Regions from separate parts of the Homo sapiens genome. Here region 2 is linked to region 1. The links are chromatin loops, found by intact Hi-C in ENCODE. Cell type or tissue: mammary epithelial cell. All regions are shown on one strand. Links, peaks and the distances in the headings refer to the core of each region. The heading gives the core; the rest is flanking DNA.

Region 1 (16,126 bases), core at 4,792-12,791:
AAAGGAGTCAATCTATTCTTATCCCCCAAAGACACACAGACTAATATTTAGCAAGTAGATCTGTGCACCAACATGGCAAAGAAATTCAATTATAAAAAGATTTACTGACAATTTACTAATATCATATATAATAGAATATGTATGTCACAATGTGTGTTTATTATCAAGATTTATGTAGTGACTTGCACACCTCAAGGCACTTTTACAAAATCATGAACCATACAAGTTAAGTGCAGTAAATGGATCATTTCATTTCATACTCCATTGAAATCCAAGTGCCCTGGGGAACAGAGTTATATGTTGAGCCATAAACATGAGCAGGTTTTTTTTTTTTCTCTTTACTTATGTATGTAATCATTCTCCAAATGCCACTCTGCCCTACCTTTTTGGAGTTGGGGGAATCTGACATACCACAGTAGGATATAATTTATCATCTGTCTATTCACTGGTAAGCTTGCTCATCTTAGTACAGAAGAGATTTTTTAAAAAGCCCTCCAAACTTGCCGATAAATTAAAGAAAGTTAAATGATCTAAGTAGGATTCAGGTGGCATGTGAATGCAGACATTGGGTAATTGCATTTGATTTGCTTAGCTACTTGAGCGAGAAGATTTCTCTTGTGGGAGCAGATGCCTTTCATGCTTGCTTGGTTATCTCCTGTCACTCATGACTCTTAGAGATGGATAAGATCAGACCAAATCAATTATCCATTTAATTCAGCATTTATTTGGAAGACTAGCTCCCAAATCACAAGGCTGCTCAGAGTGTAGAGTGGACAGTATCCGATTACCCAAGATGTTTTAAATCACTTGCAGAATTATCTTAAATTAGAATATGATTCAGGATTTACTTGGTAACATGCAAACCCAAGGCAGCTGTGCGTAATGAAAAGCAATAGTTATGCAGTTGTAGGAGGGACAGGCTACAGCCAAAGTTGTTGTTGTTGTTTCTGCCACAAAGAAGCTCTGGAAGAAATAAATGCCTGTGTTCACATTCCTCTTCTCTAAAACAGCAGTGACAATTTCTGCCAGGTCTATTTTTCATGATGGTTCTAAGGACTAGAATAAAAAGTGACCTTAAAAAAAACCCCTTTGATCAAGATATTTAGTCAAATATTTGATCAAACTCTCTTTGATACATATTTAAATAAGGATGACAAAGAAAGATATTGTGATAATTTAAATAAGAATTAACCTTATCACACTAGAAGAGACCCAAGGTCCTGTTAGTGAAACTAATATAATTCATTTGAAAGTACCTACTACATATTAGGCCTTCCTGAGAGGCAAAAATACAGTGGTGAAGAATAGGGCTCTGCTATTGACAAAGGCTCTGCTGTTTTGCATAATTAGTTATTGAAGTACAGTGTGATGAATGTGATCAAGGGGCAGAAGTGAGGTTCTAAGAGAGCTGTAATAGGCAGCCCTAGCCCGGTCAGGAACTAGGAAAGGCTTTCTGAGCCAGAGGGCGAAGGACACACAGGACGTTGAAGGGCTAAGAAACACACCATGGGCTGAAAAAACAACTAGCACACATGTCCATGTCTGTTAGAAACAAGGCCAGGATGAGGGAAGCAGGCCACAGAAAGCCGAAGGCAAGAGGGCTGGTGAGCCCTTGTTGAGGCTGGGGAGGTGTCTAAAGGTTGTTTCATACAGGGCCCAAAAGGCCACGTTAAGAATTTTAGATTATACTCTAAAATCCTAATGTGGAGTTTTCACATTGTCTTTTAGCCATAGACACTTTGTTGATGTGAAATCTCACTCTGAAACAGAAATTAGACCCCCAAGCCTGACTTAGGTGGAAGTAAGACTTCACAAGCTAGGACAACACAGAACACAATCCAGGTATGGAAAGATGAGGGGTTTTTCACCAGGACAATCAGCTCCCTCTATTCTGTACTAGGCTCCAGGTATTAAGCCAAATTCACAAATACTTTGGTCACTTAATCACTCCCCCATTCCCACCTATCTGTCATTTATCTTAGTCTTTCAGTCCCTCAACCATTAGTCTTTCAAAATATGCTCTATGAATCTCTAGGGATTCCTGGTGACTTTGCAAAGGTTCTCTACATCCCTAACATTGGTTTAAAGTATTTTATTCTTTCATGCTGTTTGTCTCCACAACTAACTGTGGCCTTGAGGACTGGGATGGTATTTAGCTCATCTTGGTATCCCCAGCACTTAGCACAGTGTATGCCAAATAAATTGCTAAACACACTATATTCCTAATGTTAATGAAGTTTTCCAGAACGTCTTATTTTCACATTAATTAATTATTTGGTCATAATTTTCAAAAACCTTTGGTCAAGTCACTAACTTAATAGATCTCAGTCTCTCTGCTTTCATATCTGTGAACTGATTTGTAATGAGGATCAAATTAGAGATTATGGTTGACCCTTGAACAACACGGGTTTGAACTGCACAGGTCCACTTATACCTGGATTTTTTTCAACTGAACACAGATCAGTATTATTGGTGGGATGTGAAACCTGCCTACACCGATGCCTGATGTTTTGTATACCTGGGTTCCATGGGGTGACTTTGGGACTTGCATATGTGCAGATTTTGATATACTTGGGAATCCTGGAATCAATCCCCTGTGGATACAGATGGATGACTGTATATATAATCTAACATTCTCTGCAAATGTTATTGTTATTACTAAAATTATGAACCTCCTTATTTATATCTTATAAAAAAATCACACTGATAAGGTGAGGTAAGAGGTACCCAGAGCCACGTACATCAACAAAGTAGTTTGCAGACCACAAAAGTTGGGTAAAGCATCTCCTTAAAAGTCCTAATGTGGAGTTTTGAAATATTTTCCTTTTTTTTTTTTGCCACATACATCTTGTTAAAGTGTTACTTAGTAACACAAACAAATAAAATGTTTCAAAGTCAAATTGCACTGCTTGAAGGGCAGTGACCTAAAGTGAAAGGATGGGGTTTGCAGAAGCTCTAGGGCTGAGCTGAACCCAGCTGGAAAAACCACTGACCTCCTAGGTGAATATGGAACAAGAAAGACTTAAGTTCCCTAAAGTTGTTACATACTGAACACATGATTTGGCATTTTAGTGACAAATGTGCAACACAGAAGAAAAGAATTCCAACATTTGCTGTTTGTGGACTTTCTGCAGCAATTGAAGTGCTCAACCTATATTTGTTTATCAATTACTATCAACTTTTCAGGCTAATAGAAAAACAGCAAGGTGGACCAAATACCAAAAATATCAGGGGTGGATGGAAATACATTCAAATATGTTGTCCTGTGTTTTACTTTTGTTTCCAAGTTACTTTGTTTCTTCACAGAACAAAGACTCACACCCAAAGACTCTCAAGGTGTCCTGTTTATGTCCAGACTAATATGCAGCCATCTTTCTCAGGCACATCATTCAGAAGAGACAGACTTGAGTCCAAGGTTTGGTTTCATTAGCCTTGTGTAGAACTTAGGCAATATTAAGTTAGAAAGGTAATTCAAAATTTCTCATTGGTAGGATGGAAACTGTTGGAACCAAAGGTATATTGGAGAACTAGTTATTCATACCTGACACCATGATTTCAGCCACTAGCATGTGTTGAGATTCTGTAATGTTATCTTCTGACACTCTAGTCTTGGACAAGATGTCCAATGGTGTTACTTGGTTCTTTAGATCAACTTCACCACCTATTGAAGGTCAATAGATGCAATTAAATTTAGCTTTTCTGTTTCAAAAAAAAAGTTTGATTTCATTTATGTTTACGACTATTCATTGGTTGTGAGTTCAGACTCATTCTTACAGTAAGAGGATTCAGAGAAACTGTCAGGGTCTTGGTAACTTAGTAAACCTCACCCTGCTATCCCACACCCTCTCATTTTCACTGAGCACTTAATGATTCGGGGGATAAGGAACCAGTACGGAAGAAAGATAGGACTCTTTCAGGTACTGGCAAAAAACAAGAGTAAAATACCAAAACCCTCAGGGACATGATCAGCTCATAATCACAGCCCACGGTTATTAAGGACAAAATAGATGATCTTCCCAACTTGTCTTCCATACACATGCTTCCTCCTTTATGCTGCTTTCATGCTTATTTTAGCCTGATTTTACCTACATCTTATAATATGAAAGGACATTAAAAAGTCATGATTTAATACAGGCATAAGATTCTCGCACTGCCCACTCTCAGAACAGGGGAGAAATGGATTCTGTAAGACAGCAGTTTTCTAAACTGTGATCCACAGAACCCTGGGCTCATCCTTCAGAATGTCCCTAAAGTCATAATTCTTTTCATAATAATACTATAAAGTTAACTGCCTTTTTCCACCATGTTCACATTTGTACTGATATGGCAAAAGGAATGTGGGCAACAGCTGGTGTCTTAGTATGGAAAAAGGAAATGACAGCAAACTCTACCAGTAGCTGAGCTCTTCACTGCCACACACTCATATTAAAAAAGAAAAGAAAAGAAAAGAAAAAAGGCCGGGCACGGTGGCTCATGTCTGTAATCCCAGCACTTTGGGAGGCCAAGGCGGGTGGATCACATGAGGCCAAGAGTTTGAGACCAGCCTGGCCAACATGGTGAAACCCTGTCTCTACTAAAAATACAAAAATCAGCTGGGCATGATGGTGCACGCCTGTAATCCCAGCTACTCGGGAGGCTGAGGCAGGAGAATCTCTTGAACCCTAGAGGCAGAGGTTGCAGTGAGCTGAGATCTTGCCACTGCACTCCAGCCTGGGTGACAGAGCAAGACCCTGTCTCAAAAAAATTAAAAGAAAAAGAAAAAGAAAAAAAAATTGGCTGGGCAGGGTAGCTTACACCTATAATCCCAGCACTTTGGGAGGCCGAGGTGGGAAGACCACTTGAGGCCAGAAGTTCAAGACCAGCCTAGGCAACATAGCATGACCTTGTCTCTACAAAAAATAAAAATAAAATAAAATAAATTAATAATTTAAATACATTAATAATTAATAATTTAAATAAATTAAATAAAAATAAAAATAAATTAGCCAGGCATGGTGGTGCATGCCTGTGGTCCCAGCTACTAGGAGGCTAAGGTAGGGTCCCAGCTATTTGAGCCTGGGTGGGGCCAAGGCTGCAGTGAGCCATGAACATGCCACTGTACTCCAGCCTGAGCAACAGAGGGAGACCCTGTCTCAAAAAATAAAAATAAAACCCAGTTTCACAAGAAGATTGTTGTGAATCAATAAGAATTATTAATTTTTAAAACTCTTGACCATTGACTACACAGCTTTTTAACACTCTATGTAATAAAATAAGAAATGCATATAAATTCTTTCAGTGCATACTAAAGTTATGATGGTTAGCTAGAGGAAAAACATAAGTAAATTTTGAATTGTGAGCTGAAACTAGCCTCTTTTTTTCATTGCATAACTTTTGTTTATTTTTCATCAATCTGTTACTTTACTTATATTTACACCATGCCTACCAGATAAATATAAATTTTTAAAAAATTTAATAAAATGTAAATTATCTTTGGTATATTTCTGCTAGAAAGATATCAAGGGATGAATCCACAGATGCCCAGATTGTTTGGGTGCACATTCAAGGGAGGCAAATAAGTACTACTGGTTATACCTCACACTTGGTTTACTCTTCCTCTTCCTCAAAGTCATATCTAGTTTGTAAAAAAGTACATCACAAGCCTTCTCAGGCTGGATTTCCCACATTTGTCTGATATCCTGAAGTTATTTTTTATAAAGGACTTTGATTTTCTTATTAAGACCTGTCATGTGATAAGAGATCATATACTACTACCTCTAAAATTGAGGACATAAAACTTCTAAACAAAATATCGCTGAACATTTTTGTGAGGTGATAGCATTTTGGCATTTATTTCCAAGCCTGGGACCCACTCCACTATAAATGGGGAGGTGGAGGGCTTGGAGCTTAAGACTGTTACCACTAGAGGTCAATTGAATTTTGCCTGTAATAAGGAACTCAAAACTCAGCAGAAGAGAACAAATAAACAAACAAATTCTTAGCATTCCTAAAAACAGGAGAACTTTTAACATCCAAAATATTCAAAATCAGCAAAAGCATAAAGATTGATGTACAGCTGTATTTCTGAGCCAACGTTAGGTAATTTGCCACATAATTTATTATATTACCTGCCAACAGCTGATGACCATCCAGAGCCAGACACGTTTTCCCATCTGAGGCTTTCATAAAACCTTCACGACACGAACACCAAGCAGTTCCAAGCCTCTTTTTGCAAATATGTTCACAGCCTCCGTTTTGATATAAGCAGGGATCTGCTCCTAGTAGAGAAAAGAAACAAATTCACAAGTGGGTTTGAAGATGAAAAGGATGCCATTAATGCAAGTCTACAGCTTGCTTTTAGGGAGCTATAGCTTTTAGGGAGAGAAATGCAGTGTATCTAAATAGAGGGTATATCAATAGCTATTTCAGAAGAGTTCCCCCAAGGAGCCACTGATTCTAAGATAAGCCCAGAATGTTATTACCTTATTAGTACTGGGTATAGCCAGCACTTTTTTCAAGAAGCTCTTTAGTCAAATGTGATTCTTATTTCCTGACTCATCATCTAGTCAAACTGACAAAGAGCAATTCAGAAAGAAGAGCTACTATAAAATGTGAAATGCCTTTTCCATTTGCTCACTCCTCAGGGGTATGGAAAGGTCCAAGTGTCGACAGAAGCTTCCACTGCCGGTGTCTAAATTGCCTGCCTTAACCCAAGGCTCTTCGAAATGCAGCAGGTAAGTAAAAGTTGTTCAAGAAAAGAGGTGAAATTGGAGGGATAAAGCCCCAATTACCAAACTACCAGATTGTCTTAAACAAACTTAAATCTTAGAAAATCTTAACATCTACACAGTTAGTGAAAGTTACAAAATCCCCTCCACCCCCCCGCCAACTGCATGACATCAAACAATTAAAACAGTTGCAGATTCCAGCCAAGGAAAGACTGTGTAACATCTCCAGTATGTACCTGGTTTTGCCAATGGATGAACCACAACCAGTGATGAGGGCTTCAGCATGCTGCCTTGGAGACGTACTCTATCTTTGCCAGTCCTCTTGTTTACTCTCATTACTGATGGCATAGCCCAATCTGAGAACCACACATAATCCTCAAACACTGCTACAGCAAATGGGTGACCTGGAAACAATTCAAGTTTGTTAAATACACCTTCTTTGTCTTTGCAATGACTATTTACGAAAGGACAAGGCTTGAAATTTACACAACATTCCTACACTAAATCAGCTCTTTAGCTACTCAGCAAGTTATGAGTGAGCCACCGACTCACACACCTGCCTCAAGGAAAGCCCACATGAGGAGGGAACGTCACCTTAGAATGGGAGCATAGTGGCATGAGGTCCCAGCAAGGCCCACTATCACCCAGCAGTTGCAGAGTGGGAGAATGTGGGCTGATTGTCGTCCTAGCCCCATGAAGGAGAAAGGTGGAATTTTCCTTGTTTAGTACATCTGTCGCTACTTATAGACTAAACTCGAGTAACTTATCTTACCACTCTTTGCCTTAGGTTCCTACTCTTTTGAGCAGCAGTAATAAGGGGTAGATCAAATTCACAAGTTCTTGTAAGGATTTTTCAAAATTTGAGGTAATTGTATAAGAGTCTCCCCACATTCCCATCTCCACCAACACATTTGCCTGCATTAGTCCCCCACCTTCTTTCCCCTCTCTCCTTATTTAATATTGACCTGTGCCCCTGATGTCACCCTTCCTGCCTTCTCTAGGGCCTGGATCCATCAACGACCACCCCCTTTCTCTTACATCTTCCCTCTCTTCATTCCACTAGCTTTGTTCCCTCTGTCTACTATAACCTCTCTCCCATCTTCATTTCCTCATCCCCGTGACCCCTCTAGCTCCTCCTTGTCTCTTTCCTTCCCTTTTTAGCCACATTTTTGAAAGAGTCATTTATTATCAGCTGCCTCCATTTTCATGCCTCCTACTAACAGTAAGTGGGCATCTTTCTGAGCCCACCTTCACCAAACCTACCTCTCTGTGCCACTGGAACTGCTCTGAGAAGGCATGCAAGTATTGAATACGCAAGGGAATGTTTTAACGTTCTATCTCAGGTGGTTAGAGACTAAAGCTAAGGAGGCTGAAGTTGGATGTTTTAATCAAGGCTACTCACATTCCCACAGACCACTCTTTTTGTAAACGAACAATGGATTTGACAGATTAGAATGAATGTCTTCCCCTACTGGTGGCAAACTCAAATAACTTGTTCTGGTTACAATGAGTCTCCACTTATCATTGTTGATCAGGGTCATTAAGATTCATTCTAGTCTCTGGCCCTTTGTCCCAAATTAAAGCCTTAAGTACAGCAAGGGAATTTTTAACATAGCTATAGTTCTTTTTTATCATGGTGAAAAAGCATAACAGAAAACTTAACAGCTCAACCATTTCTAAGTTCAGTAGTGTTAAGTACATTCACACATTGTTGTACAACCAATCTCCAGAATTTTTTCATCTTGCAAAACTGAAACTCTATGTCCATTAAACAACTTCTCATTTCCTCTCCCACATCCCCTGGAAACCACCATTCTCCTTTCTTTTCCTATGAATTTGGCTACTCTAGATACCTCAAATAATTGGAATTGTACAGTACGTGTCTTTTTGTGACTAGCTTATTTCACTTGGCATAATGTCCTCAGGAATTAATCCATGTTAAAGCACATGTTAGAATTAGCTATAGTGTTTAAACAAATACCTCACACTAGACATAATCTTTCTTATTTTTTGTTTACAGAAGAACCACAATTAATTGCATTTTAAATTAAGAATATCTTCAACCTTTTAAAATACATTTTTAATGTACAAACAATATTATATGTTTTTATTGCATACAACATGATGTTTTAAAATATATATACATTGTGGAATGGCTGAATCTAGCCAATTAACAAATGCATTACCTCAGTTATCATTTTTGTGGTAACAGCATGGAACATCCACTCTTAGAAGAAATTCTTAACTGGCAGCTGGGAAGCCACCACATATATACCAGTAGATGGCACTGTAATAATGGGAATGTTACTTACATAATTTAATATAAAATTATTTGATAATGGCCTTCAATAGTTGTATTAGTCATACAATATAGTAGCAATATAAATGATACACAAAGTATCTGCTATGCTTTTTAGTTTAAAATATAGTGTCCTCACATTCGGGTTAGAAATTTTCAAATTCCTTTCTACCTTTTTATGTCAAAGATACAATTTTACATTTATTTGGGTGATGTATTTTTTGGTTTTTGTATTTTTTGAGACGGTTTCACTCCGTCACCCAGGCTGGAGTACAGTTGCACAATCACGGCTCACTACAGCCTCAACATCCCAGGCTCAAGTGATCTTTTCACCTCAGCCTCCTGAGTGGCAGAGGGATTACAGGCACTCACCACCATGCCCAGCTAATTTTTGTATTTTTAGTGGAGCAGAGTTTCGCCATGTTGGCCAGGCTGGACTCGAACTCCTGGGCTCTAGTGATCCTCCCACCTTGGCCTCCCAAAGTGCTGGGATTACAGGTGTGAGCCACCATGCCCAGCCTGGATGATTTTTTTTTTTTTAGTAATGTATGTGTTCTGCACTAGATTCCTTGGCTTTGCAGATATCATATTTGTTTTACCCTCCACTGTATCTTCAGTTCCTGTAATGTGTCAATAAATACCCCTGAAGTAAAAGGATGATAAAGTCTAAGGTTGTGCATAAGCATATCACTTATTGTGAAGTATATCTTTAATTTTTAGAGAATCTTATAAATACATAAAATTTTAAATTATACTTATCTTAAGCCAAAGAGAATGGGCAAAATAGGTATCTTATACAGATTATTAGTTGGTTAGCTTCTTCCTAAATGAGAGAAACCATGTTTTTTCATCTTCCCAACCAATTTCTAACTCTCCAAAGCATCTTCAACACTTCCCTGGCTCTCATTTTCTATATGCAATCTGTTACAAAATCCTCTTAATTTTTTATGCACAATAATTTTTAATATCATAATCCTTCATTCCATTTTTAAATGACAATGTTCAAACTCAGACCATCACCAGTTGTTGCCTGGACAACCACTATAGGCTTCTAACAGATTTCCTTCTCTCCAAATTCCAATCGAACTCCTATACTTTACCTAAGCAGCTATCCAGAGATGCCAATCTTAACATATACATTTTATGTGCAAGAACATTCAATGCCCCTCTACTAAATTCAGAATTTAAGTTTAGTCAACATATCCTGGTAGTACTAACATACAAAGGCCAATTTTTGCAGGCTTATAATCTTTTGTCATCATCTATTTACCACATGGCCCAGTTTAAATACTGTCTTTGTACATTCCTGGAGTCAAAATAAATTTCCCACTGCTTATTTCATTGCCATTTTGTACTTCTTTTAACAGCTGGCATGAGCTACAATGTTTTAAAGATATTTATGAAAATATATGACACCCCATGTAAAATCTGAAAATAATAGGGGAGGAAACTATATTAATCTTTGCACAAGTTATCAACTGACATTCATTCATGCCTAAAATTGCCTATAATATCACTGTTGTGAAACAACTTTTCTAAAACATAAGAAATGAAAACAGCTGAACCAAGTTCTTATTCCTAAAGGAGTTTAGAAAATTTTAATATTTTCATTCTGATTTTGGGACTTCTCAGAAAGAGAAATGATTACGCAACACTATTTTTTACCCCGTATTCCAATGTTAAGGTAAGCTTTGCAGCTCATGATTCCCTGGAGAAGTCTGTCTCTATTCCATATTCACCCATACGGCTAAGTGGTATGTGTGTGTGTGTAAACATATTTTGTATTTAACACTCATAAACACTCAGTCAAGATGAAAAAATCGCCCATCCCAAAGCCTCACCTACATCATTCTGGGTAAGTCTTCGGCGTTTTGAACCATCCAGATTGGCCATTTCAATCACAGACTGCTTGGCATCGCACCAGTACAACTTGTCAGTTAAGAAGTCAATCGTTATTCCACTGGGCCAGATTAGATCAGAGCTGGCTATAACCAGACGGCCAAGGCCTTGGAGGGAAGAACTTTCAATTCGTGGATTAATCCCTGTATCAGTCCAGAATAATCTCCTTTAATCAAGAAAGCACACAACAAATAATATCTGCATGAAATAAATTATTCTGTTCTTTCATCATTGAAAATATCAATGTAAATTACCTCATGATATACTAAAGTGGTACACTAAGGAATACAGAAGAAGAGATAGCGCTGTATGTTCGGCAAATAATTTTGAAATGCAGAGCAATTAACTTGTCTATGTAAAGCATCTTCGAAAAGAAATGTTGAATTAAAGCTCAGATCATTAGATTAAAAAAGAAATTGGTTTAAAAATTGCAATATATGACTAATAAAATAGTCATGAGTAAATAGGCTTGAGTAAAATATTCTTGAATTAGCATTTTGTACTGCAAAAAGGCAATGAAATCTTGCTCGCCTGTTCTTCTGTTATGCATATGTAAAATTCACTGCATTTGTAAAACTACAACATAAAGGAAAGATCATATTTATCTGTTACCCAGTTTTATGCAATGTACTCTATTAACTCAGTTAATTTCAACTTCCATAAATCAGGTGCTGGGCACATTTTTTTTGAAGTCAATATGGTTCATAATTTTTATTGGCCTATTTAGAAATGGTTACGTTCTCACAGTTTTAATCATTTGGCTGGCTCCAAATCAATTATCAACTACTATCAATATATTATCTCCCATAAATCATTGTGAAATTTCCAGTGTAAATAAAATAGGGTTGGTTTTTATCTTTGTTTTTTAACAACTAGGAAGAAATTCTTTATTGTCCTTAAATCTCTAATCTGTAAATGAAAATGTGTCACTAACTCACAATTAACAGCACAGTCTTCTAACCTTTCACAGTTTCTGTTTTCTGTCATCTAAAATCTAGGAATGACCTATATCTTGTGATTTTTCTAAACAGAATCTATAAGTCATATAATCCAAATATCCTTTTCTGCTCAGTAAACAACAATGCAAATTTTTAAAGAAAGTAGATGAATGAGCTTGAGTCTAGTTGGTTAATGAATTACAGTGCATTTTTCTTTCAAAAACAAACTGAATTTATTTAAAAGAGCATATTAACAATAAAATTATTATACAAGAATAGAAAATCAAGACATTAAAAGCATGAGGAATTCATGCTGAAGATTTGAACAAATTGCATGGATTTTCTTGGTTTCTGGTTTTGGACACTAGCATATCAACCATGAACTGTCACATGACCTCTGCAGAGCAGTGCCTTATTTTTACAAATACCTACTTGGCCATTGGATGAACAGCAATTCCTCGTGGTTGAGAGATGTTCTCCTTAGTGATTATTTTGGAACGTTTCCCATTTAAATCACTCCTTCCAATCAGAGATTTCCTAAAATATGTGCAAAATAAGGGAGTTTGTTATAACACCTTTACTTTTCAAACAAAAATACTCCTTTCTCCTCTTTCTGAAATGCAAAGATAGGCATTCTAAACCAGCTCCTATTTCTGTTTCTCTCTCCCTATCTCTTACTCTTTCTCTCTCCCCCACCCACAAACAAAGTAGCAGCAATAAGCCCACAAATTTTATATTTGTAAACACTTTTAATTAGCATCCCAATATTTATTCCAGGTAATGAAAATACACAATGACAGGACAAGGTAAAAGGATCGTGTCAGTGGCTGGGTGAGGACATTCTCTTTATAACTTCCAATCTCCTGCTGAAACCAATGGAAGCCAGAAGCAAAGAGACTGTTATCCTCATGGGATCATGAAGACGAGGGAGACAAGCCAGCACAGAGACAGTAGGTGGAGATTTACATTGGCTTTAATTTTCTTCCATTTAATTCTAAGACAAATGGGAGTAAAATTGTCCCTTGGCATCTGTGGGGGATTGGTACCAGAACTCTCCAAGGATGCTCAATTCCCTGATATAAAATGGCACAGTATTTGGATACAATCTATGTACATTCTCCTGTACACTTTAAATCATCTCTAGATTACTTATACCTCATGTAATGTAAATGCTATGTAAATACAGTTATAAGTTATTGGTTTTTATTTGTATTATTTTTTATGACTGTATTCTTATTTTTAATTTAATTTAATTTTTGAATATTTTTGATCCAAGGTTGGTCGAATCCTCAGATGTGGAAGCTGTAGATAAACAGGGCCAATGGTACTGAAATATTACTTGCTAATCTTTACATTAAATAACCCAATGGAATCTGGCAGGGTAGAAAATTCTTATTTCCTGATTTTTCTATTTATTTGTCAAACAAATATTTACTGAGCACCAACTGTGTGTCAGGGATTGGTCTAAGCATTGGAGATACAATAGTAAATAAAGCCCTGTCTCTGTCCTTATAGAGCTCATAGTTCAACAGGAACAGAGGGAGAGAGAGGCAGAGGTGGGAGGGGAAGAGAAAGGGTTAGGTGGACTGGACGGGGAGGGGAAGAAAAGGTGGAGGGAAAGGGAAGGAGGAGAGGTCGGGGGAAGTAAGAGGGGAAAGAGGGAGAGGGGATTATAACACAGCAAATGAAAGCACATGCTGAAAAGAAGGATGTAAAGAATGTAATTGGAAGACTCAGGGAGGGTGACAGAGTGGGTAGCCCAGCCAAGCAGGGATCAGAGAAGGATTCCTGAAGATAATAACAAACGAAGATGAGAAGCAGGCAGCCAGGCAAAGGTGGGTGGGGATGGAAAGAGTACCCTAAGCAAGGGAATGTACATATACAAGTTCTAAAGTACAGGACCTAAAGAATGTGGGGCAGTTATACTTGCACTTTAGAAAGTTTGCTGTGGCTTTAGTGTGAAAGGGCGAGGCAGGCAGGAGATGACGGTGAGGAGATAAAACAGTAGCAGAAGAAATGGAGAAAACTGGATGAATTTAAATGCTAAACATGACTCTATAGCATCCCTGCCCCCTTCAGGAGCAAACAAGGGACGATCAGCAGCTTCTTGCAGCAGGTGGGACCACAGGCAGACAGGATATAAATAGGGCTAAGAAGAGCCTCCCTTTCCCAATGTACTGCCTGCTTTCCCTGTTTCCCTGCTGCAAACCAGAATATATAACCACCTTTAATTCATTCAATAAACATCTGTTAAAGGCCTCTCACCTTGCTCTTGAGGGCAATGTCTGCATGAAACAAGCCTGCCTAGAAACACAAGGTAGGGCCATTCCCTCCTCCCGGTTTTACAGAATGCTAAGGAGACCTTCTCTGGTGGCTGGTTCACCAACTATTTTCTAGGTGCTGTGTAGGGAACAGGACTACATGCACAGTGCTCTATGCACAGGGCCTTATTCACAGGCAGTATGCAGAAGAGAGGTGAAGGTAAAACTGGCTCAGTGACTATGCTGGGTTGGAAACACTTTGCAAACTACCAACTAAAGGCAGTGGAGAATTTGAAACCATTTCTACTCCAGTGCCACTTTAAAAAGATAATTTTACTCCCGGATGAAGTGGTCATAAGAAGGATACTGCTGGGTGGAAGATATTTTTGAACTTAATGTGTCAAGTTCTGTTCTCAGACACAACTGTCACTGTGCCTCTTCCCTTGGTGGGAGGGAAGAAATTCTGAGGCCACTTGCTTGTGACCAGGGGAGATGAAACTGTCACTTCTGATCTCATGATGATCTCTAATCATCTTAGAGATGAGAGACATCATCTCTAAATTCTGTTTCGGGCAGGAATTAAGTGATGAGACGAGAACGACATAAGCTCCTGACTGTGCAGCTGTCTCAAGGCAAGATCGCTGGAATTTACTTTTAAAGCTCCCCCAAGGTGTTCACCTAATATACTTCTATTTGATTCAGCTAGAGAGCAAATCTCAAACTCCAGTGTTGGTAGTGAGAAACCAAAGACCAGCAGGGATATTTGAGTTCATGGGAGTTCAAGCATCACCTTTAATCTAGAGGTGTGTCCTTCTCTCTCTAACCATTATCTAATTGTCCCAGTGTCACTGAGATCCTCCAAGAGAAAAACTCACCCTCCTTCTAGGGTAAGAGGTGTCCATCAACAACCCTAGAAGAGTGATTTTTTTTTTTACCTCATATTAGTTTTTGTTACCTCAAAAGAATGAATAAATAGATAGCTTATATTTTTACCTTCTTGATTCTTTACTAGGCAATTGACTTTAGGAATCAGTATTCCTTGATACTAAATAACAGCATTACCATTGGAATTTTCAATGTGCTTCCTTCCTACATTTAGATGTTAATTTGAATCTGTCTTTTCCTAGGCCAAAAAGGAACTGCAAGCATCCCACTTTGCCCCTTTTGATTGGCTAAGAGTTACCATGTGATCTAATATTATGAGATTGGAATCTCAGTTATTTACATCCAATTTCTAGGTAATATCAAGGTTTCCAAACCATAAACCTCTCATTTCCAGATAAATTAAAGGTTTTCTTTTAGCAGCTGCCTTTAGAGCCAGGAGGACTTAAGAAGGGCTTGTTATTACTGAAGCCAATGAACTGGGGAATTTAGGGTCTGATTCTCCAGGAAACAGTGGTGCCTGTCTATCTCCTGAACGCCTTGCCTCTGCAGTCGGTACCATGGTGCTATTAATCAAACACTGTTAAAATTAGAGGTCCCTTGTGAATGTGGGGAAATATGAGAAGACTTGGCATCCTTAGTGGACCCGAGAGTGGTTGACATCTGCCATTTTGATCATCGTTTACCCTCCTGAGAACAACCATGTACAGCTCTGTTATTATACACAGCCGACATTTAAAATATTCTTTTAAGTAGGTTCAACACAGAGGAGGTCATTATTATGATTTTTATAATTATTACAACTGAAGTTGATTTTAATTTGTCACATGACTCTGAGTCAACCATATGTTAAATCCACACTGGCTTGGGGCGGTGGTACATCTTTATGACTATTAAGAGAATATGCTTTGCAAATGGCCATCTTTGAGTTCCAATTACAGTTCCACATGGTACTTGTTGACTGCTTGACCTTGGGAAAGTTATTTTACCTCTCCAATTATCAATTTTCTTAATCTTTAAATTGGAGATAACAAAACTTACCTTTGGGGATTTAATAGTGTCATGGATATAAAGCACAGTATCTGGTGCATTGCAACTATTCAGTAAATAAATACTCAAATAATAAAGAAATGAAGGTAT
Region 2 (16,126 bases), core at 4,233-12,232, 430 kb after region 1:
GTCTCTCCCTCAACCTCCCTGCAAGCAGAGGGAGCTGGTACCAGCTTCCGCAAGCCTGGAGAGGGGCTCCCACAGTGCAGCAGCGGGCTGAAGGGCTCCTCAAGCATGGCCAGAGCGGACTCTGAGGCCAAGGAGGCGCTGAGAGCCAGCGAGGGCCGCCAGCACATTGTCACCTTTCAATAAGATTCTTTACACAATTTTTATTAAACCAGAGAGCCAGCCAGGCGTGGTGGCTCATGCCTGTAATCCCAGCACTTTGGGAGGCCAAGACGGGCGGATCACAAGATCAGGAGTTCAAGACCAGCCTGGCCAACATTGGTGAAACCCTGTCTCTACTAAGAATACAAAAATTAGCCGGGCGTGGTGGAACGTGCCTGTAGTCCTGGCTACTCGGGAGGCTAAGGGAGGAGAATTGCTTGACCCCGGGGAGGCAGAGGTTGCAGTGAGCCGAGGTTGTGCCACTACACTCCAGCCTGGGCGACAGAGCAAGACTCCATCTCAAAAAAAAAAACAAACCAGAGAGCCTCATTTGGGGGCTCTTGGGTTCCTCGTCTGCTACACAGAAGTGAGGAGATTCCCCTGACTGATCTCATGTTGTTAAGTGTTCTATCCATCCCCACCACACCCCAACTTCTTCATGAAGCAGGTCTCCATCCTTATAACTTGAGAGGCTGTGAATCATTCCATAGATGTCGGTCTTCTGCTACCGCTCTTCACATTGCCTCTACATACCAGGTCTTCAGCTGCATTCTAGAAACATCATATACTATTGATTGCAAATCTATAATAATATAAGACAATGACTGACAGGGAAAAAAGTTTTTTTAAGTTACAAACTCAATCCACTTGTTGCATTTCAAAGGTGCAATACTTTTCTTTATTCATCAGTTAAAGAAGTTAGAAATTAACTTCCCCAAAAATCAGCAACCGGCAAACAAATTTCCTTGAAAGTCACAGTCACATATTTAGTGCATCCCAGAAAAGAACAGGGGCAAGAGAATTTTCACCCACTTTCATGAGTTTCATCAAATACTGAGCCTACTCAAGGGTGGAGAGAAAAGGTAACTTTCAAAAAGAGGTATGTTATTAAATAAGGCATTTACTATATTCTTTCCTAAAAGCACCCCAGATAGGGAACATGTTTTTTAAACTAGATTTAGGAAGTCGAATATGGAGTCAATCCGTCCTTCTCCTCTTAAGGACTGACCACTGGTTAATGAATTAAAAAAGAGAAAAGAAAAGAAAAGAAAAAAGACTAAAAAACAAACCCTACAAACACTCCTCCTCCAAAAAAGAAAAAAATAAAACCCCACTAAGATGTCCCAGATTACCCTCCAGAATGGACCCAGGGAGCAGCTTCAACAATTCCAATTAGTCTGTTACACAGTCATCACAAGCATGCCTTGCTTTTAAGTAAAAACAAAATTGTTTTTTGAAACAAAAACCAAAAATGAGTACTGATCACTTTTCTAACAATACACAATTACTCAGAATTAACTAGTATTGGGAGGGAGAAGTGGGCCATACCTCTAATCCCTGTCTCACATGGATGCATGTGGGTTGGTGCAGGGTATTTGTCATTATTGCATAAATGAATTTTAATTTTTAATCTTTTGTTTGATTTAAACATTGCTTTTAGTATGATGCCTACACCAGCTGTGCAGAAAGGGCTCTGGAGAGATGTTCATAGCAGCATAGGCTTCCAGCTCTTCTTCAGTTCTGGAGGCTCCAGGACAGCCAATATTGCTTTGTCAAATCCATTCTTTAGATCTTGCTGTGTGGGTACAGGACCGTCCATATACTTGACAGCCTTCAGGTTGTGGGCCGGCTTTTCAGCAGTCTCTGGAGTGATAGGCTTCTATTTGTTCTTGGTAATTTTCTCAATAATAGACCCTCTGAGATCAATTTGGGTTGTGACAAGCAAGAAAGGAGCCTTTGGACAGTGGTGAGTTATCTCAGGCCCTCACTTTTCTTTCATACTTTAAAATGAACATGGAGAGACCACTGAGAAACAGACTAGAAATATATCTGTGTAGATAACTCAGGAGTTATAGTCTGTCATAATCTTCTTGCCCTGCAGAATTAAAAGTCTAAGAGTATATGGCTCTGCACCAGTCCTAACTGTGAGTGCATAGTTGTCAAAAACAGTCTGTATCTATTAGGATGGAAATTTGTTGTGTAGGATATCAGGAGACATGTTTTACCAACAACTGCATTGACCACAACAATGCAACTAATTGTCTGCATTGCTGAAATAGTTTTGTATCCACTTTAAATATTTGAAATCTGATGTTGACCTCAGTTCTCCAGAAAAGAGTCTTATTAGGAAGGAGGGGAATGGAGAAGAGGGGGAGGAGATGTCCGTTTTGCAGCACAGAATCTGGCCACAAAGGTGGGATTAGCAAACTCCTGTGGGAGAAGCTCCGGACACTGCAGACAGAGCGGGTTTACCGGGGAGGCACTGTCCACAAAGTCGCTCGGCACACATAGATGTTTCGGGTGCACAACAAACTTTCCCACAGTATATAGGACTCTTGATGAGACAAAACGATTACTCAATGTGAGCTAGTTCATAAGTATTACTTATATGTCACAGCCTTTTCACATTCGAATCTCTGATCTCGCTTTTCAAAAAAAAAAAAACTTTGTAAACAGCTCTATTAAGGTATGATCTACATATCGTAACTTTCATTTATTAAAAGTTATTTTTGGCAAATTTACAGAGTTGTGCAACAGTCACCACAATCAATTAGAACATTTCCATCACTCTAGAAAGATTCCTCAGGCTCATTTGCCTCACTCTCCATTCTTACCTCCAGCCCCAGGCAACTACTAATCTACTTTCTGTCTCTCTAGGAAGCAAAGAGCAAGCTGAGCTGGAGATACATTTACTTTGGGTTTAGTGGGATATTTTTGTGTGGTTCATGGTCATTTCTATGTATTGTTAAGATATTGCTAGCCATGCCCACGTAGGAATGGCTTCCAGGAATACTCCTGTTATCCATTGGGCCTCCCACTTTGATAGAATTTTAATGGTAAATAGAGAAGGATATTCCTTTCCCTATTCTGTCTCCAGGTCCTGGACCTCCATTGCTAATAGAGTATTAAAGAACTCTGTACCCAAATGAGAGTACACATTATTTCAAACACATATGGATGATTCACAATGTAATGCCCACATGGTGGGCCTCAAAGGGAATCTCAAAAATGACCTTAAACTTGCTAACATATAAGCTATGTTCATGAAATTAAATATAAGAAATTGGAGTTTTCTGCCTGAGCAAGGAGACTGGTGGTCTGGTTCTTGGGCTTCCCTAGCAGCCTGGCCCCCAAATGCCAGTCTTCCCTCCTGTCTCGAAAGAAGACACCAAGACCACCTCCTGTTCTGAGACCAGAGGAGACTTCGGCCTCTGTAGGCTTGCCAAAGAAGGGCGAAAAAGAACAGCAAGAAGCAATTGAACACATTGATGAAATACAAAATGAAATAGACAGACTTAATGAACAAGACAATGAGGAGATTTTGAAAGTAGAACAGAAATATAACAAACTCCGCCAACCATTTTTTCAGAAGAGGTCAGAATTGATCTCTAAAATCCTAAATTTGGGGGTAACAACATTTGGCAATCATTTACAAGTGTCTGCACTGCTTGGGAAGGAAAACGAAGAGACATTGCATTATTTGACCAGAGTTGAAGTGACAGAATTTGAAGATATTAAATCAGGTTACAGAGTAGATTTTTATTTTGATGAAAATCCTTACTTTGAAAATAAAGTTCTCTCCAAAGAATTTCATCTGAATGAGAGTGGTAATCCATCTTCAAAATCCACTGAAATCAAATGGAAATCTGGAAAGGATGTGACGAAACGTTTAAGTCAAATGCAGAATAAAGCCAGCAGGAAGAGGCAGCATGAGGCACCAGAGAGCTTCTTGACCTGGTTTACTGACCATTCTGATGCAGGGGCCGATGACTTAGGAGAGGACATCAAAGATGATATTTGGCCAAACCCATTACAGTACTACTTGGTTCCCCATATGGATGATGAAGAAGGAGAAGATGATAATGAGGAGGAGGAGGAAGGATTAGAAGACACTGATGAAGAAGGGGATGAAGATGAAGGTGAAGAAGATGATGATGAAGGGGAGGAAGGAGAGAAGGATGAAAGAGATGACTAATAGAATACTGATGGATTCCAACCTTCCCCTTTTTAAATTTTCTCCAGTCCCTGGGAGCAAGTTGTAGTCTGTTTTATTTTGTTTTGTTTTTGCCTCCTGTGCTCAGTCGCCCTATTCTTGAGGTCTCTTTTCTCTACACTTAATTGGGGGAAATATCTTGAGCAGACTACATTGAGAAAAGAGTCTCTACCCCTTTCTGTTCGAAATTCATTTTTATCCCTTCCTGTCTGAATAAAAACTGTATGGAATCAACACCACCAAGTTCTGTGGGAAAAAAGAAAAACCTGCTCCCTTCGCTCTGCTGGAAGCTGGAGGGTGCTAGGCTCCTGCGTAGCAGTGCATAGAATTCTAGCTTCTTGCCTCCTTTCTCTGTATATTGGGCTCAGAAAGTACACTGTGTGTCTATGTGAATATGGACAGTTAGCACTGACCAACATGTATCTATTTTCTCTTGTTTAAAAAAAAGAAAAAAAAAACTTTTAAAAATGGGGTTGGCTGGGTGCAGTGGCTCACACCTGTAATCCCAGCACTTTGGGAGGCCGACGCGGGTGAATCACCTGAGGTCAGGAGTTCGAGACCACCCTGGCCAACATGGTGAAACCCCGTCTCTACTAAAAAAATACAAAAATTAGTTGGGCGTGGTGGCAGTCACCTGTGATCCCAGGTACTCGGGAGACTGAGGCAGGAGAATCGCTTGAACCCAGCAGGCGGAGGTTGCAGTGAGCTGAGATGCGGTTGGTTGCATTAACTTCTACTTCCTGCCAGTTAGCCCTTACTCTGCTTTTTTTTCCCTTTAGCATTTAATCATTACCTGACATATTACATACTTTTAAAATCTGTCTCCCCCAACTGGAATGTAAGCTCCATGACAGAAGGGACCTTGTCTGTTTTGTTCACTGCTCTATCACCAGCACCTAAGTAGTAGGTTCTCAAATATCTGCTGAATAAATTTAATAGATCAATAATAAAACAGGACTTTAAAACTACAACCGCCCTTAGGCTGGGCACAGTGGCTCACGCCTATAATCCTAGCACTTTGGGAGACCGAGGTGGGTGGATTGCCTGAGCTCAGGAGTTTGAGACCAGCCTGGGCAACATGGTGAAACCCCATCTATACTAAAATACAAAAAATTAGCCAGGCATGGTGGTGTGCACCTGTAATCCCAGCTACTCGGGAGGCTGAGACAGGAGAATCTCTTGAACCTGGGAGGCAGAGGTTGCAGTGAGCCGAGATCACTCCATTGCACTCCAGCCTGGGTGACAGAGCAAGAATCTGTCTCAAAAAAAACAAACAAACAAAAAAACAAACCCCAAAAAACTACAGCCACTTTTAAAAATAATAGAAACACACAAACTTGTGGTTAGTAGTACATGAGGATTTGCCAGACACTGTTCTAGGCTGATGGTAGAGTGATGAATAAAAACGATGAGTTTCTATATTCACAAACTATGTATTTGTCAAAGGACTAATATCCAGAATCTACAAAGAACTCAAACAAATCAGCAAGAAAAACACAAATAATCCCATCAAAAAGTGGGCAAAGGATGTGAATAGACAATTCTCAAAAGCTTATACAAACAGCCCACAAACATATCAAAAAATGCTCAACATCACTAATTATCAGGGAAATGCAAATTAAAACCACAATGAGATACCAACTTACTCCTGCAAGAATAGCCATAATTAAGAAGTGAAAAAACAATAGATGTTGGTGTAGATGTGGTGAAAAGAAAACACTTTTATACTGCTGGTGCTAATGTAAACTAGTCCAACCACTATGGAAAACAATATGAAGATTCCTTAAAGAATTAAAAGTAGATCTACCATTCAATCCAGCAATCCCAATCCCACTACTGTGTATCTACTCGAAGGAAAAGAATTCATTATATGAAAAAGACACGTGCACACACGTTTACAGAAGCACAATTTGCAACTGCAAAAATATGGAACAAACCTGAATGCCCATCACCCAAGTAAATAAAGAAAATGTGGTGTGTATATATATATACACACACCATGAAATACTACTCAGCCATAAAAAACAAAATAATGTCCTTTGTAGCAACTTAGATGGAGCTGGGGGCCATTATTCTAAGTGAAATAACTCCAGAATGGAAAACCAAATATAGTATGTTCTCGCTTATAAGCAGGGGCTAAGCTATGAGGATGCAAAGATGTAAGAATGATATAATGTACTTTGGGGATTCAGGTGTGGGGAAGGTTGGGTGGGGGTGAGGGATAAAAGACTACATAGTGGGGTCAGGCACGGTGGCTCATGCCTGTAGTCCCAGCACTTTGGGAGGCCGGGGCGGATGGATCGCTTGAGGCCAGGAGTTCAAGACTAGCCTGGCCAAAATGGCAAAACTCCATCTCTACTAAAAATACAAAAATTAGCCGGGCATGGTCGTGTGTGCCTGTAGTCGCAGTTACTCGGGTGGCTGAGGCATGAGAATCGCTTGAATCTGGGAGGCAGAGGTTGCAGTGAGCCAAGATTGGCCACTGCACTCCAGCCTGGGTGACAGAGCAAGACTCCAACTCAAAAAAAAAAAAAAAAAGAAAGAAAGACTACATATTAGGTACAGTGTATACTGCTTGGGTAATGGTGATGGGTGCATCAAAATCACAGAAATCACCACTGAAGGACTTATCCATGTAACCAAAACCACCTGTACCCCACAAAACTATTGAAATAAAAAAAAATTTAAAAAATTGACACTTAAGAACTTTTTTTTTTAAAGATGAGTTCTGTGTTCTTCCTTACACAGAACCTAGTGGGGAAGCTTGTTCACCTAGTGAACAAGTAATTAAGTAGAGTGACATAAAGGTTATAAGAGTAAAACTACAAGGGCTATGTGAACATACAGCAGGGAGACCCCACCTAAGCTAGTGGTAAGGGACAGGCTGGCATCAGTACACACTAATAACTGAAGGAGGAAGAGCAGCTAACCAGATAAAAAAGTAAAGATGAGTTCTTAGCAGGAGGAACAGCATGTTTACAGGCTCAGAGGCTTAAGAGGTCATAACCACTATTGTAATAAAGAGATAGGTCAAAAGCCTGAGAAAGTCTTTTTGGAATAAACCTGATAGCAAAAACAAACAAACAAAAAAAAACCCACAATTGTGACTTACTGGTGAGCATCGAGTTTTGAAGTCTGATGTTATGTACATGTAATGAACTAAGACTACTTGCTTCTTTCTGTATACCCATCTGTACTGGATGGTCTGAAGCAAAAAAGTGTAGTTAATACATCGATCACAGTAAAAGTGGAGGTAGCAGCAGCCCACATGATAATATTTTGGTTTTCCATGTCCAGTGTGGAATAATTGCAGTGAAGGTGGAAAGTGATAGGAGGGCAAAGGGCAGGCTCAATGTGGGAGTATTATTACTATTATTACTGTTGTGCTGTTATTTTGTTAAGACATTGACTGCCATTTATCAAGTATTTACTACAAGTAAGGTGCTGCACAAGAAACTTTACATACTCGTTCCATATAATTCTCACAAAACTCTTACCAAGGAACCATTATTCTCTAGTAGGGATATGAAAGCTCAGAGAAGTTTAGAAACTTACCCCAGGTAACACAGCTAACAGAGGAACTATAATTCAAATTTTGTTCTGTTTGGCTTGCAAACCCATATTCTTTCTATTACAGTCAGTCTAACATAATGTGACAGATCCAGTGCTAGAACTGAATTCTTTTTCACTATCAAATTTATTCCCACTATACCTCTCAGACTGTCTTCTAATTTCCCTTCAGCACAGTACGGAATGTTGGTTGGTTGGCATTCTTTACCTGGTGGGAGATGCAAATCTTACTTTTGAAGAGTTTGAATCATTAGTGATCCATTCTTTTATTAGGCTGCTATATTTCTTTAACTTTTAGTACTGAACATAGAAGTATTACGAGGCACTCTGGAAAAATCCTCTAGATTTTCGATATAGTCCTCCTTGCCCCATTATGTCACAGCAAATCAATTCCTCTTCATAATCAGGATGATTCTTCTTCTGGTTGTTGACAAAAGGAACCCAAAATGGCTAGGTAATACTCGTAACTTCCAATACAGTGGGAACATTGCTGTGTCCCTTTGAGAACTAAGCATCTCTCCTTTGTAAACTAAGACCCTAAAATTTGGGGACTATATTAAGGGAATGATTTCACTTTCAATTCTTGATTCTTAGACCTGTGTGTCTGGCTACAGGGGAAAAATGTTGGTTGCTTATTCAAAGCATATACTGTATCCTGTAGGATGATACTCCAACCATCACCATAACTGAGTCATCAGAAGAACATTCCACCTTTCTGCCAGGTCAGCTGCTTTTTGGGGTATGTAGTAGTCTGTTCCTGCATTGCTATAAAGAGCTACTTGAGACTGGGTAATTTAGACATAAAAGGCTTAACTGACTCACAATTCCACAGGCTGTACAGGAAGCATGACTGGGGAGGCCCCAGGAAATGTACAATCACGGCCAAAGGCAAAGGGGAAGCAGGCACGTCTTACATGACCAGAGAAGAAGGAAGAGAGATCAGGGGTAGGTGCTACACACTTTTAAACAATCTGATCTCATAAGAACTCAATATCACAAGAACAGCAAGGGGGAAATCTGCTCCCATGATCCAATCTAATCACCTCCCACCAGGCCCCTCCTCCAACCTTGGGGATTACAATTCGACATGAGATTTGGGCAGGGACACAAATCCAAACCACATCAGGGTGACAGGTTGTAGTAAGAGCAGTGAATTCCCATTAACACACTTCTTTTGCTATGAGTTCCTTGATCAGAAGCAATGTTGTGGAGGTCATATGGCAATGATGAAGGCATTCTGTAAGCCCACAGATGGTGGTGGTAGCAGAAACACTGCAAGCAGGGCAGGCAAATCCATATCCAGGTTGTTTGTCTATTCCATTGAGGACAAATGCTCCATGATCAAAGGGGTACAATGTAATCAACATATCAGGTGGCTACTAGTTTTCCCCAAGGAATGATGCCATATTGAGGAATCAAAGAAGGTCTCAGCTGACAATGCTTAGAAATAACAGTGGCAGTAGCCAGATCAGCCTTGGTGAAGGGACATCCATAATATTTAGCCCACACATAGCTTCTATCTTTACAAGTATGGCAACTTTGTACATGAACCATTGAGCAAATACTGGGGTGGCTACAGAAAGAGGCTGATATTCACAGGATGGGTCACCTTCTCCACCTGATTGAGATGGACAAATTTTGCTGCAGATGCCCTTTGGGGTGCATTGATATGGAACATAATTATCTCATTTGCTGTGTCCATTTCGTGACGTTCATTCAAATCCCTCTTCTCCAAACCTCCTTGTCACCAATTTTCTAATCCTGTTCCTACCAAGACCTTTGTCATCTAGTCATTTGCCATTGCCTATGAAGCTACATAGATCTACATCTTTTGAGATCTATATAGTCTAGACAAAGTGGCGATCAATGTACTGCTTGAAGTTTTGCCCACAAAGAGGATTTCTTTATTATTAGACTAATACTATAGCAGACCAGTTGATGCCAGCACTTTGTCTTAAATTCAGGTTTTAGTTTCTCCCTTAACTGATTATAGGAAAACATCCCCATGAGGCCATAAATGCGAATGCAGGGAAAGGAAGCCATGCAGCAGGAGCAGGTGTCATGAGTCAGAGCTGCCAGCTCGTGCAACTGACTTCAGGATCTGCTGAGCCTAATCCCTTATATACTAACGTTAAGCTGCCACTTAACGATAGATCGCTATTGTGCATGTTCACTTCTACTGCTTGGTTCACACTGGTCAGCATAGATCCCAAGGACATTTGACATCCTGTAGTAGACAGCTTAATAGCAATATAAGAGCTTCTCTCACAAAGGTAAGTTTTTTTTTTTGCTTTTTTTTTTTGTTTTTTTGCAGAAGAGGGTATGGCTCTGCTCTAAAACCCTAGAGAAGTCTGACTCTCCAGTTGAGGCTTGATGTGGCATTTGTATTTGCCGCAGACACTCCCAAGTTGGATCTGCTGGGTCAATAAAGCCCATGTGGCAAAGCAGTTTGCACTGAAGTCTGAGTTGATGTAGAGGCTTCTTTTGCTCTAACCACACCTCAGATTGGCAGCCTTACAGGTTACTTGGTAATGGAGTACAGTGACACACTGAAATGTTGTATACATAGCTTCCAAAAAAAAAAAAAAGCCACCAAGCACTGTGCCTCGCATTATAGAAGGTGGCACAGGGAGCAGCAATTTGTCTCCTACATTAGTGGGGATTTTGCAAGATGCTCCAGACCACTGAAACTCAACTTTGAGGTGGTATACTCCTGAATTTTCATAAGGTTTATTATCTACCTTCTGGCACCATTCTCATTCTATGTCAGATTTTCTTTCAATTTCTATCTAGTGTAGTATAGTATGTTTCTCCTCTTATCCAACTGAAACTGTCTTTATTTTTATTCACAGGTCTTCAATGCATTTTCTGTCTAGCTTGGAATAACATTGGTTCTGCTGGACACAGTGGCTCACACCTGTAATCTCAGTGCTTTGGGAGGCTGAGGTGGGAGGATCGCCTGAGCCCAGGAGTTCAGTACCAGCCTGGGCAACATAGCAATATCTTGTCTCTACCAAAAATAGCCAGGCATGGTAGTACATGCCTATAGTCCCAGCCGCTCAGGAGGCTGAAGCAGGAGGATCCCTTGAGCCCAGGAGTTTGAGGCTGCAGTGAGCTATGATCGATACCACTGCACTCTAGCCTAGCAAGACCCTGTCTCTAGGAAAAATTGGTTCAACAAACATTTACTAAATGCCTACTATATGTCAGGTATAGGGGGCACTATGACGAAGAGAACCTGGTTCCCATGTTTGAGGGAGAATGTCAATTGTAACACAGTCTGATGGGGGCTACAGTAGAGATGAGAATGTGTTATGGATACACACAGGAAGGAGTATTTAACCCAGATGAGACAGCCATCAGGAGAAGCTGCCAGGAGGTAATGATCCCTAGGCTGAATTCTGAAGGATAAGGAGGAGTAAGTGCTAAGAAAGCCAGGAAGGGAATGAAAGACAGTGTTTTCCAAGCAGTGGAGCAGCATTTGCAAAGCCTGGATGTGAACAAAGGACAGCCCCTGTAATGATGTACATTTACCTTCTTTTCCTTTCAAAGTTATTCTTCTGGTTCCTACTCATTCTCCACCCCAATTTTGTCCTCACTCCTTCCCAGATTATGACCCAAAAGAGTGCCATAAATGCTATGAAGACGATTTAGGTTCACTACATTTTTGGTAAAAACCTTTTGAAAGACCACTTTTTGCTTGTGAACACAGTACTCAGGGTCTTAGTTATTAAATAACTCAGCTTTAAGTTTTGACCTTTCTTGTTAAACATCTTATTCATCCATTTCTCCATTTACCTCTATTATTCCTAACTCTGCACATAATTACTTACTTACCAGCTTTTGATAACTAATAGGAGACAGGCTAGAGACACAGTATCTTCCACTCTATTAGAATTTTTCTGGTTCCATAGGAAGTGCATGTAATAGGCGTTTCCTATTGTTACTATGCAAGTCATTAGACCTAAGCCCCAAAGAAGCAGAATTTGAAAGAAATTGACTACAGGGGAAAAAGATCCATAAAAACTTTCATTAAGAATGGGAAAAAGTCCTCCTAACTGGTATAATGTTTTACAGATTTCCCAAGGGTCACTGTGAAATGACTCCACTATAAGAAAGGCTAATAAGCTTTTGCAGTTGTTCAATTAAATTTAAATGTGTCTCTGCCATGTATTCTGTCTTGGGAAGAGTACCTGGGGATATGTGAAGTGGGATAAGAAGTATAAAGAAAATCCAAAATACAATCCCTGCTCTAAAGCAAATTCCTAAGTAATAAAGACTTGAGAGGAATATATAGAAATTGCTTATTGTTTATTTTTAAAGAGAATGAGCTTAAACATATGATTTAATATTATAAAACAATATCCTATTAAGTTAAAAAGAAACCAGTTATAATACGGCAGTTGGCTTAATTTTATATAAAAGTTATTTAAATTAGCACATATTCACTGGCTACATCATCAAAATGTTATAAGCAATATAGAGGGGTAGGTTATGCATATTTATTTTTAGCAATGAAAGTATAATTATTTTTCTACCAAAAATATTTAAAACCCAGTTATAGAAAAATAGAAAAATATAGTGAAATATGCATACATACATCATTATATACAAATCAAATAATCTATAGCAATCTCAATGGCTATCAAGCTAAAATAATACATATCTGAAATGCAAAAATAGCAGAAAAACCATGAACACCTCCCAACAAGATAATACATTCATAAGAAAATGCTTGAGTACTGACCGTAGGATAGTTTCTGTCAGTTGTCTGACCTGCTGTGTGACAGTATCTGTATATACACTTTTGTGCATTCTTGCAAAATTACAAACCTTGTACAGGGACCAGGCATCTTATAAGTAGAATCCTAAGCAAACTCTAATAAAACACTGATTTTCATTTGTGGAAACAAATTTTAGTGGTCCTTTGTAATTCACTTATTAGTAAGTAATAACATTACTAGTAAGTACTTGTAAGTAATGCTGATTGGTCCAAAAGTAAAAATCCACAGAACTGTGCATTGTTTACTAAAGGAAACAAAAAATAATTAATTTTTGGATCTGCCCATGCCAAATCTGAAGGCAATGAATACATTAATAGCTTCTGTGTCCCCTGATTATGGCTACCTTCTCCACTTAAGCCAAGTACACATACACACTTCCTGCCCACTTGTTTTATATTACGTACTTACTTCTTATGGTTATTATAAGAATGCAGGCAGGAGGAGGATACCAATTTGCTGGTTGATACAGATCCTGTCTCTGAATTCAGAGGCAAAAGATGAATGAATTATGTAGTATCTTCTATTTTTGTTTTTCAGGTTTCATGTGCCAAACAGGGCTTGAGTGTTATTTTTTTTCTTTAAAAATTTGTATTTTTTTTTTTCTTTCAGACAGTCTTGCTCTGTCATCAAGGCTGGATTACAGTGGTGCAGTTGTAGCTCACTGCAGCCTCAAACTCCTGGGCTCAAGTAATCCTCTCACCTCAGCCTCCCAGGCAGCTAGGACTACAGGCACACACTACCACAACTGGCTAATTTTTTATTTTTTATGGAGATGGGGTCTTGCTGTGCCGCCCAGGCTGGTCTCAAACTCCTGGCCTCAAGAGATCCTCCCACCTGGACCTGCCAAAGTGTTGGGATTACAAGCGTGAGCCATCACACCCGGCTGAGTGTTTATTTTTTTCATAAATTGTCTTCTTTCAGTAATTTTTAGTTCTATCTAGATGATGTCTGCAATGTTATTTTCAACTTTGTTGTGAGTTTTCTTCTTTTCCTATGTCTTCAAAAGTATTTTAGTGAGAAGATACTTAGAAGAGGAGGGCTCACGGTTTCTTTAATATAACACTTTGCTAATATGTGCCTTTCCTAGCCTCACAAGTTGAATATGTAACAGTCAAATCCCCAAATAGCTATCAAATAGTATTTGCCACACACATATATACATATTAATGTATGAATACTTTTAATACATTAATGTATGCATTTTAATGTATCTCTGGCCAAGCCCCTAATCAGGTAGTGAATATGAATTGAGGTATCCAAAAAGCTCGCCCAGGAAATTCTGATCCCATCCCTACCAATAACACTAAGAACCACTACCTTTTTTTAGTTAGTTGAAAAAGCAGCTCACAGAATTCCTGACAAGCATACCCCTTCCTCTCACCCAACACTCCCTGCCTCACAAAGCAAATGGCCAAAGAGACTTGTCCCATAAGGAGGCAATGAGAATGGATTATCCACCTCCCATCAGGATTACTCTCGTCGTGCCTATATTTTGGTTTATGTCAGTCTCCACACACGCTAACTGAAACCTGGCTGTCTTGAGGATATTACCTTCCTCCAAACCTGTCAAAGGACGGCTGTGTTTGATCCTAAACCCCAGGCAGGCATCCCTCTACTCCTCTGTTGGCATCCAGATTCTTCTTCCTCCTTGCCTACCTCAGGTCCTCAGCATATCCCCTTGCCACTCCTCCTTATTGCAATCATTTACAGTCTCCGTGTCCCCAGCATTATTCCTGTCATTTTTTGGGGATAATTTTAATAATCAAATAGATGATCCATTTGAAATCCTGGGCTCTAAGTTCTCACCTCCCTACCTCTAGTTACCTTTAATAACATCTCAACCACTCATTCCCCCAGTCTTGTCATTATCTAAACTTCTCCCAAATCTCAATTCCAAGCTTTTCATATCCTAACCACTACATTTTATCTTTCCAACTCATTCTTTCTGACACCTATACTCTTAATAGCTTTTAACCTCAATGGGACCTCCAAACAACTAAGCCCGCTACCCATCTCTACCCATCACTATCCATCACCCATTTTGTGCTCTTGTAGCTTAAATGAGTCACTCCCTTGTATACATCCTAAATTCTCTTGCTCCTCCTCTGTTCCTTGTAGCCAACTGTGGTTAAATCCGACTTCCTACCAAGCACTGAACATAGCTAGAGGAAAGAGGTACAGTTATGCTTATTAGTTTCATTCTAAGTTCGACTCACAGCCCAAGATGGGTCCTCACAATCCTATTACATACCAGTAGTAAATTCAACATCTTACTCTCCTAGACTATTTTGCAAAACCTCTAACCCTCTTACACCCTTTCAGCTGATAATTCTGTTGCTTCTTTCACAGAGAAAAGAGCACTCGCAAAGTAAGTTCTACATTCATCTACCACAAAGTTCTCCTATTTGGACAGCTCTTGTTCCAGGTATCTATGTGGCTTTAGCTCTCTGCTCAACTCTCATCTTCTTAAAAGAGCCTTTCCTGCTCACTATCAAAAACAGTATTTTCCATCTCCTTTCCGAGCTTTATTTTTCTTCATAACATTCACTATACTTACATAGAATTATATATCACACTTACAAATTATATAAAATGATTTTTGCCTCTCCCCAGTCTTCTACGTTCTCACTTCAGAGTATAAGCTTTGTGGAAGTGAAGATTTTACTTTGTGCCTGGAACAATATCTGGCAAGCATTAAATGCTTACAAATATTTATTGAATGAGAGACAAAATATCCAGACAAAAGATTTTTGTCTTTTATAAAGAAGAATTATACTTTTTATGGTAAAATTGCAGTATTTAGTTGCCCTTAGAGTACTAAAGTTTCTCTCTCTTTTTTTTTGAGTTGAAGTCTGGCTCTTGCCCAGGCTGGAGTGCAGTGGTGCAATCTCGGCTCACTGCAACCTCTGCCTCCCAGGTTCAAGTGATTCTTCTGCCTCAGCCTCCCAAATAGGTGGGACTACAGGAAGGCACCACCATGCCTGGCTTAGTTTCTCTTACTGTTCAGATTCTCTCTTGCTAGAGGCAGCATGGTATAGGGACAAGTATGGTCCTGTGGGTGGGGGGTGGGGTGGGAGTAGGTTGTGGGTAGGGAGAACATTTGGATTTTTACTATTAGCATTGACACTAATTAGTAAGTAATGTCATTTAGGGTGAGTCATTTAACCTCTCATTTCCAGCAGGGAATGTGAGAGTACTTTTATTTTTATCCAAAGAAATGAGATCCATGAAAGCACAAAAACAGTAAAAATAACCCACTACACAGCAAGCCTTTTTCTTTTTTTTTCTTTTTTTTTTTGAGACAGGGCTTCACTCTATCTCCCAGACTGAGTGCGGTGGTGTGGTCAGAGCTCATTGCGACCTTGACCTCCTCGGCTCAGGATGTCCTTCCACCTTAGCCTCCTGAGTAGGTGGGACTACAGGTGCACACAATCCCTGGCTAATTTTTTTGTATTTTTGTAGAGACAGGGTTTCCCCCATGTTGCCCAGGCTGGTCTCGAACCTCTGGGCTCAAGCCATCCGCTTGCTTTGGTCCCTCAAAGTGCTAGGATTATAGGCATGAGCCATCATGCCTGGCAGA

What was found. Hi-C counts contacts between places; a loop is a spot of excess contacts. Peaks named below come from ENCODE experiments on the same cell type or tissue, not always from the same donor. Only the 100,000 strongest peaks of a DNase experiment are listed, where the experiment ranks them.
Region 2: a loop joins it to region 1, with 4 times the contacts of the local background. A loop is called at or near these places in 4 of 110 quality-filtered maps.

What each region holds. Positions count from the first base shown.
Region 1 is chr4:109,970,957-109,987,082 of GRCh38, reverse strand. It overlaps EGF (epidermal growth factor), which reads right to left. Exons shown (of 24, transcript NM_001963.6): 12 at 12,276-12,380; 13 at 10,848-11,071; 14 at 6,944-7,111; 15 at 6,108-6,257; 16 at 3,542-3,661. Among named protein-coding and RNA genes, the nearest start is that of EGF, 66 kb to the right of the region's middle. RefSeq lists an enhancer at 6,045-7,244. In mammary epithelial cell, for the core only: CTCF peaks have their summits at 8,165 and 8,984 (motif pointing right); a DNase peak (open chromatin) is centred at 6,582; H3K27ac peaks cover 1,124 bases.
Region 2 is chr4:109,541,291-109,557,416 of GRCh38, reverse strand. It overlaps the pseudogene SETP20 and the pseudogene CDC42P4. Among named protein-coding and RNA genes, the nearest start is that of MCUB, 11 kb to the left of the region's middle. RefSeq lists an enhancer at 8,601-8,660. In mammary epithelial cell, for the core only: no CTCF peak of the experiment used is centred there; a DNase peak (open chromatin) is centred at 8,596; H3K27ac peaks cover 1,312 bases.